2 separate regions of the Homo sapiens genome follow, and region 1 is linked to region 2. A link is an interaction called in ENCODE POLR2A ChIA-PET data of the cell type or tissue named here. Cell type or tissue: PC-9. All regions are shown on one strand.

Region 1 (4,000 bases), 55 kb after region 2:
ACATTAAATTTCAAATCTGAATGACAATAGGGAGCCAACCACAAGGAGATCAGGGAGAGGAACATTTCAGGGGCAGAGAACAGCAGGTATGAGTGCCCCGAAATAGGAAGTTTGGCATGTCTGAGGAACGCAAAGAAGATCATGAAGGGTTAGTGGGAGAACACTGCAGAATAAGGTGGGCAGAGTTAAGATCACAGAGGGTTGTAAACCATGGCCCAGTGACTTAGGAAAAGGGAACCCACCTAGGGATGAACTCTTAAAAAGGATTATCTATTTTGCCTTTTCTGGAGGGCTCTGGCCTATTTCCTGTTTTATTCTTTAGGCACTGTTCAAGAAGGACATCAGGACAAGTTTGACTGTCTAGAAGAGTTCTTGTAATAGAGTGGTATTTAAGCTATCACAGCAGTGGGCACAATCAGAATTTCAAAACTGCAAGAGGTTGGACTGTTCTGAATTTGAATCTTGAAGTTTCAGTTCAGCCTGTCATCTTCTCTTTTAACCTTCTATTTGGAAATACTTTCAAACTTACAGATAAAGTCGTGAGAATAGTATAAGGAATACCATGTTGTCTACCTTTTTCTCAGATTCACCTATTAACATTTTGCTCTATGTGCTTTATTATTTTTTCTCTCTTGCATTTGAATCATTTGAGAAAAAGTTGTATATGTCATGGCCCTTTATTCCTAAATACAAAACCACAGTACATTTCAACTTCAGTATATTTAACATTGGATAACAGACAGTAGATTCAAATATTGTTAACAGTGCTATTGATTGACTGATACTGTCCTTTACAGCATTTTTGCTTCAGTATAGGATCCACTCTAGGATCACCTATTGCACTCAGTTATCAAGTGTTTTTTTTTCATTTGGAACATATTCTCAACCTTTCTTTGTTTTTTATGACATTACATTTTCGGAACTTGTAACTTCTTTTAATAAGAATAAAATAATAGTTGACATCCGTCAGGCACTTACTAGGAGCTTAAGTACTTGACAGATACTATTTCAGTTAATCTTCACAACACTTCTACAAGGTGGATACTATTATTGTCCCATTTTACAAATGGCGAGTTCTCTGTTTCTAGTCAGTAAATAATCAAGAGGAGCCGGGATCAAGAACCCAGTCCACCTAGCTCCAGAGGCAATGTTCTTATGGCTTCAGTGACATGTATTATCATCAGTGTATCTTTGCAATTCTGAACCAGTGCAGAACTATTTGCAGATAGAGTTGCTGCAGAAAGGAAATCAGGAAGTAAAGCTGCACACGAGCTGAGGAATCACAAGCAAATTAAAAACCAATCTCCTCTCTATCTGTAGTGAAATACAGCACTAGCCCCTTCAAGTCCTTGTACCCATTCACACCTCTTAAATGTCAGTAGTCTTACTACCATTCATTTATTCAACAATAAATATTTGAATAAATATTTGAATGCTTGCTGCATTCCAGTGATGGTCTCAGAAGAAATGACATTATATTTATTATCACAAAGTGATGGAATAATACAATCAAAAATGTGAATATGACAGTACTTTTCTTTGAATAGTGACCTGCTATCGTGTTGGAGGCTTTGCTTGGAGTCATCTTCAGTCTTTTCTGTTGACTTTACCTTTGACCAGTGATTAAATCCTCCAGGTATGATGAGATGTGATGTTTCTGAAAAGTTGTTTGATTTACTTGTGAGTTGCAGTGGCAAAGGTTAGGTAGATCTAAGTTTGCATAAGGAGTATTACCTTTCTTAAAGATACAGCCTGGTTTCATTATCATCAGTCTAAAGGATAATCCAAAATAGTTTTTAAAGCAATCTAAATATCCTCAGTGCCTTTTGAATCAAGTAGGTTTGTCCCCAGGTGACTTACTTGGAAACTCAAGACCGAGAAAGGTAAGAGCAGGTATGAAGGAACTTGCGGAAGACCATTCACACAGTGATGGGCCATTCGCTTTTGGTTTTTGTCTGTCAAACAAGTGCCAAGAGTTCTGTTCTATGTTAACTACCAGCCTTGTTTGTCTGTTGAAGAATATGGTGTTATCCTGACATAAAACTGTTCTTCCCTCCAGAGTGTTTAATTCCTGAGGCAATGATATTAACAAAAAAAAGCAAATAATAGAAAACATTTGTATACTGTTTACTGTGTCAATGACTGTTCCAAACACGCTGCATGTATTGGGTACCTGAAATCTCACACCAACCCTATGAATTAGGTATTCTTAGTAAGCCTATATGAGGAAACAGACAAATTTTTAATAGAGTAATAATGGGCATTTTGGCTTCAAATACAGGTTTCTGTTTGGATACACTAAGGCCCAGTTGTAATGTGGAGGCTTCTACCCACTAAACAAGAGTTTCTAAACATTTTGAAGCTTTTAAATTTTCCATTGCAGCCCCTGTGCCAGGAACTCTACCTCCAGTGAATTGCTGGAAGAAAGTGTAGTTTCACATTGTTAAGCATGACTGCCATAAGCACATTTAATTTCTCAGAACTTCTAGTGATGCCTCATGGAACTCTGGGTTTGGAGCATCATATATTCCTTGCTGAGAGAAACCTTATGACTGGCCCAACCTCTCAGAAAAATGTGCATAAAGTCACACGGCACATTAATGATGAACCCAGGCCACAAACCCTGGACTCCTGACTCCCAATTATTTTAATCTTTGCACTTTTCTGCCTTGTTAAACACAGTTAAGAAACCTACCAAGTGTGCTATCCAGCTAAAGTAGAAAAATGAAATGGACAGTTAAAACTATTAAGCTAGTTCATAAATTCTCATGGCTGGAAGCTCTTATTCAATTTCACTTGGAAAAACAGCCAGAGCTCATTTGAGGGCAACCGAAGTAGAGAAAAATTAAGAGCAGAGCATGCATAGCACAGCGGTTACATTACAGGGGAATAACTGGGGGAAAAATGACTTAAAGTGGAAACAAACTTTAAGATATTCAAATAAGAGCATGACAAGGACCTGAGAATCTTGAGGTTTAAATCTAATAAGATAGGCTTAAGCAGTAGATTCTCTGCTCTAAGGCTTGGGCTTTGGCAGTACCAGCCTGGTTAACGTGTCATGATATCAGGTTGCAAATGTTCTGGTTGAAGCTGTACCAAATGAGATTCAGGGATTCTGATTTAGCTGACACTGAATGAATACTTGTCATATACTTGGCGCTGGTCATGGACAAGACACAAACTCTGCTTTATTAAGGAGATTCAGAAGTAGCCATGGGAAGAAAGGAACAAGGAACTAATGTACAAGGAACTAAGCGCTGTCATGGAGATACAGGAGACGCGCTGCAGACATACCAAGAGGAGTGCTATTCACTTTGGCTAGAAGCAAGGCTTCCTGGAGAAGGTAGCATTTGCAAGAAATGCCATCAGTGGGACATCAAATGTTGGCAAAGAGAGGAAGCAAACTAGAGGGGAGGGTGAACATTCCATTTAGGATTTGGGGTTTGGTGGCAGTGAAAGGTTTGAAGTAGCCCCTTTTCTTCTGTCTTCTCTCGCCTTCCCCTGAGCAGATTGGAGTTTAAGCTCAGGTAGAATTTAGTCTTCATGAGTTAGAGGAGGCTGTTTCACCACTGAGGATGCAAGGGCTCAAGAATCTTATAGCCAGTGTTCATGGCTTTGGGATTCTGGGATAAGGTGAGTGTCTCCACTCCACTCCTTGCCCTTCAGCCTGCACAAGTGGACTCTAGTGGTTTTCTGCTTGCAAAAGTGGTGGGCTCAGCAAGGATACATTTCTGTGGCAGGATTGAAGACGGTTGTTTAGGTGAGGCAAGGCGCAAATGACCTTAGACCTTTCACCCTTATTAGATCCCTCTCAGACTCATCCTTGTCCCCATCACCATCCAAGGAATTAAAAAAATTACTCTTTTTCTCTCAACAAAGGCTAGTGCCCCTTCTCCCGCTCTGCTAATCCTGAGCCTGCCTCTCCTTTCTTGTGTTTTCTCAACAATGCCTTATTCCCCCTTTTCCCATCTAGTAGCATTCAGTACACAGTTTTAGGTAG
Region 2 (4,000 bases):
TAATTGCTACCTCACTAGGCCAGGTGTGGTGGCTCACACCTATAATCCCAGTACTTGGGGAGGCCGAGGCAGATGGACTGCTTGAGCCCAAGAGTTCAAAACAAGCCTGGGCAACAAGGCAAAACCCTGTCCCTACAAAAAATACAAAAAAAAATTATCCAGGCATGGTGGAGTGTGACTGTAGTCCCAGCTACTTGGGGAGCTGAGGTGAGAGGATCACTTGGGCCTGGAAAGTCAAGGCTGCAGTGAGCCCTGTTCACCATTGCACTCCACCCAAAAAAAAAGAACAACCTTGCTGTTATGCGGATTAGACAAGAGACACCATATGATACTGGGCATATGGCAATGCTCAGTGAATATTGGACAGCTAATACAATTTGCAGAGTCACTGAGGAAAAGTATAGCTTCAGAGAGCTTCTGTGTCCAGATTTCAACGATTTTCTTTCATCATTATTTCGTGGGGCTCCCAGGACCATATGTGGCTCACAAACCACAGGCTAGGATGTGTTTAACGTTAAAAGCAAGCAGTGTGTTTCTCTGAAGTGTGGCTCCACCATGGTGTTCGGTTACACCCAGAGGAGGAGGCTGGTGGGCAGTCATAGAAGTGCATCTTCCAGAGCAGGAAGGGATCAACAGCTCTTCCTGGAGACTTCCATTCTCCTACCCCAGTTTCTGAGCACAGCATGAATCTAGAGGAGTTTCTCTTCTGCTTTTCCTCCTAGTTTTGTTTCCTCTATCCCTTTTCCTTGCTAAAGTGTGTTGGATGGTCAGGAATGTGGGCGGAGAAGAGGGGGAGCTGGAGACATCTCATCCTTTCATCCAGCTTGTGTAAAAATGCCTCAGAACTCCCTCATACCACATGCACCATAAATTATAAGGTCAAGCTTTGTAAGCCTGCAGCCCTCTTGGCTTTTTGCATGTTGGTTAGAATGCCTAAATAGAAAGCCTCTGTTAATGTTGATTGCCTCTTGTCTGTTCCAGGTTGGCAAGGCCCCCAGTGGCCAAGGCATGAGCCTGGATGCCCTGCAAATTGAGTACGTGTTAGGGATGGGGGCCATTCTTTATAGTTTGACTCTGGAGAGCTAGGACCACCTTTCCCAGCCTCAGGGGTGCACATCCTCAGGAGCTGCCTACCTCCAGATATTGTAAGTCCATGCAGAAGAGGAAGGGCCCAGCTGGGGCACCTCTTGGTTGAGGAATGAGTATGTGACATTTTCATGTGGGCACATTTTGATACTACTTTAAAAATAGACCAAGCACAGTGGCTCACACCTGTAATTCCAGCACTTCGGGACGCTGAGAGAGGTGGATCACCTGAGGTCAGGAGTTCGAGATCAGCCTGGCCAACATGGAGAAACCCCGCCTCTACTAAAAATACAAAACATTAGCTGGGTGTGGTGGCACACACCTGTAATTCCAGCTACTCGGGAGGCAGAAGCAGGAGAATCGCTTGAATCCAGGAGGCGGAGGTTGCAGTAAGCCGAGATCACGCCACTACACTCCAGCTTACACTGGACATGATGAGGAGGAGGAGGATGATGGTGGTGATTATGATAGAAATGGTGATGGTGATGATGACAATGGTGATAGTAGGGATGGTCTTGCTCTGTCGCAATCAATAAATGAATGCATAAACACATTTCTACTTGTTTTTGCAGTCCTAAGATAAGTGCTCAGTAGCATCCCTGCCCTTCTAATGTGAACTTGAGGGATGGGTAAGACCCAGAGATGGCATGGGGGACGGGATAAGGAAGGCCTACTGTTCATATTGTGAACATGAAATGGTTTTACATTTTGATGCCACTTCATTAAATTGACTGTATGATATGAGCTAACGCTACACCCTCCTTTAAATTTTGGCTAACACATCCATATCCTCAGGTGGTATCAGTTGATAATGCCCATGAAAATATTTTGTAAACTACAGGGTGCTAAACAATTATTTACTTGTATCCCTTTCTGTGGGGCACAGTTTGATGCTATACACAAAGCAGTGAAGTCTCGACAAGAATGATGACCACTACAATGAGCACAAAATAAAGTCTTTTTGGGGTTTTTTGTTTTTTGTTTTCTTTTTGGAGACAGGGTCTCGCTCTGTCACCCAGGCTGGAGTGCAATGGCACGATCTCAGCTCACTGCAACCTCTGCCTTCTGGGTTCAAGTGATTCTCCTGCCTCAGCCTCCTGAGTAGCTGAGATTACAGGCCTGTGCCACCACACCCGGCTCAATTTTTTGTATTTTTAATAGAGATGGGGTTACACCATGTTAGCCAGGCTGGTCTTGAACTCCTGGCCTCATGTGATCCTCCTGCATCAGCCTTCCAAAGTGCTGGCATTACAGGCGTGAGCAACTGCTCCCGGCACAAAATAAAAGCCTAATAAAATAATATTAAAATTAATAGCAAACTTTTGTTGGGTCTTGCTTATGTGTGGTCATTGTACTAAGCACTCTGCATATATTTTTTATTTTTTATTTCCATAGGTTTTTGGGTAACAGGTGGTGTTTGGTTATCACTAAGTTCTTTAGTGGTGATTTCTGAGATTGTGGTGCACCCATTATATCTTTTAAACTTCACAACAACCCTATGAAGGACTTACTCTTCTCCACGTTTTACAGATGATAAAACAGAAGAGAAGCATAGAACAGTTAAGAAACCTGTCCTAGTTCCTGCAGCTATTAAGTGATAGAACCAGGATTTGAACCCAGGTGGACTGACCAGAGCCCGTGCTGTTAGGCACCATTTAGCTGCTTACAATCCTAGCAGGCCCAGCCAGTGCTGAAATGGGTAAATAGTGATCACTGGGTGGCTAAGGATGGAGAAAGCTTCGCACCCAGAGTTGGAATGGAAATCAGACATCTCAGTCCGAGGTGCCTTAACAGTCACTGAAGCTCATTCATTTTCAAGTTAATGAGTTCGAATTTCACTCACCAACCAAAACTTCACTGGCCAGAGGGATCTGGGGCCTCCTCCAGCTGGCATGAGTGATGTTAAATTTGGTGGTCTGGAAGGTGAGTGGCCTCCAGTGTTCTCTCTGGAGGAAGGGAAGCCTTCCTGTGCACAAGTTTCACTCCTGTAGAAAAGAGGGACCTTGTTTAGTTTGAGTGGGAGCCATCAGTATAACCCTTGATGGTCAATGGTAAAGCCCTTGCAGCTGAGAGGTTGGTTGGAACCTGGGTCTAAGGAAGCCAAGACCAGAGTTTCTGTGAACTTGGCTTTGTTATAGGGTTATATTCTGTAGAATCAGGGAGAGCTAGTTCAAATCTTGGTTCTTGCCACTTACGTGACCTTGAGCAAAATACTTCACCTTAGTGAGTCCCAGTTGTTATGGAAGATAACCATAGTACCTACTTTACAGGCATAATATGAGCATAAAATTGATTTTCTCCTCCACATCTGCTCACAGTCTTCCACATCCCAGCACATGCCAGTTCCATCTGTTCAGCTGCTCAGGAATCATCCTTGTCTTGTCTCTTTCTCTCACTCCTGTTCCATATTCAGTGCAATATATTAGCAAATCCTGCTGGCTTTATCTCCAAAATATATCCAGCATCTCCCATTTCTCATGACCTCCACAGCTATTCCATTGATTCCAGCCACCAGCAGCTCACGCTTGCGTTACTGAAATAAGCTAAAGACTGGCCTCTCTGCTTAAGTACTTGTGGCCCTGTCTTGTGTTTTCAGCACAAAAGCCAGAGTGACTCCATTAGAATATAAGTCAGATCATGTTACACCTCTTTCCAAAACCCTCTGATGACTTTCCAAGTCAGTGAGAGTAAAGGCCAGAGTTTTTACAATGACCTGGTCCCCATGTTCTGCCCCCTGCTGTGTCTCTGATCTCATCCACTGTTACTCCCCGCTTTCATCTAGCCACACTAGCCTCCTTTTTGCTCCTCACATGCCAGGCATGTTGCTACCTGGGGGCCTTTATAATTTTGTTCCTGGCCTTTGCCCCACCAGGTATCCACATGGGGCCTCCTTCCCTTCCTCAATTCAAATGTC

Evidence for each region. ChIA-PET counts read pairs that join two places held together with the same protein. Peaks named below come from ENCODE experiments on the same cell type or tissue, not always from the same donor. Only the 100,000 strongest peaks of a DNase experiment are listed, where the experiment ranks them.
Region 1: POLR2A ChIA-PET joins it to region 2 with 8 read pairs; 18 of 35 experiments call an interaction of 5 or more read pairs at or near these places.

The regions. Positions count from the first base shown.
Region 1 is chr12:106,305,735-106,309,734 of GRCh38, forward strand. All of the region lies in intron 1 of TCP11L2 (t-complex 11 like 2), which reads left to right. Among named protein-coding and RNA genes, the nearest start is that of TCP11L2, 5.0 kb to the left of the region's middle. In PC-9, no CTCF peak of the experiment used is centred here; a DNase peak (open chromatin) is centred at 1,647.
Region 2 is chr12:106,251,149-106,255,148 of GRCh38, forward strand. It overlaps LOC124903008 (a long non-coding RNA gene), which reads left to right. Exons shown (of 2, transcript XR_007063443.1): 2 at 1-1,639. Among named protein-coding and RNA genes, the nearest start is that of CKAP4, 5.1 kb to the left of the region's middle. In PC-9, no CTCF peak of the experiment used is centred here; no DNase peak of the experiment used is centred here.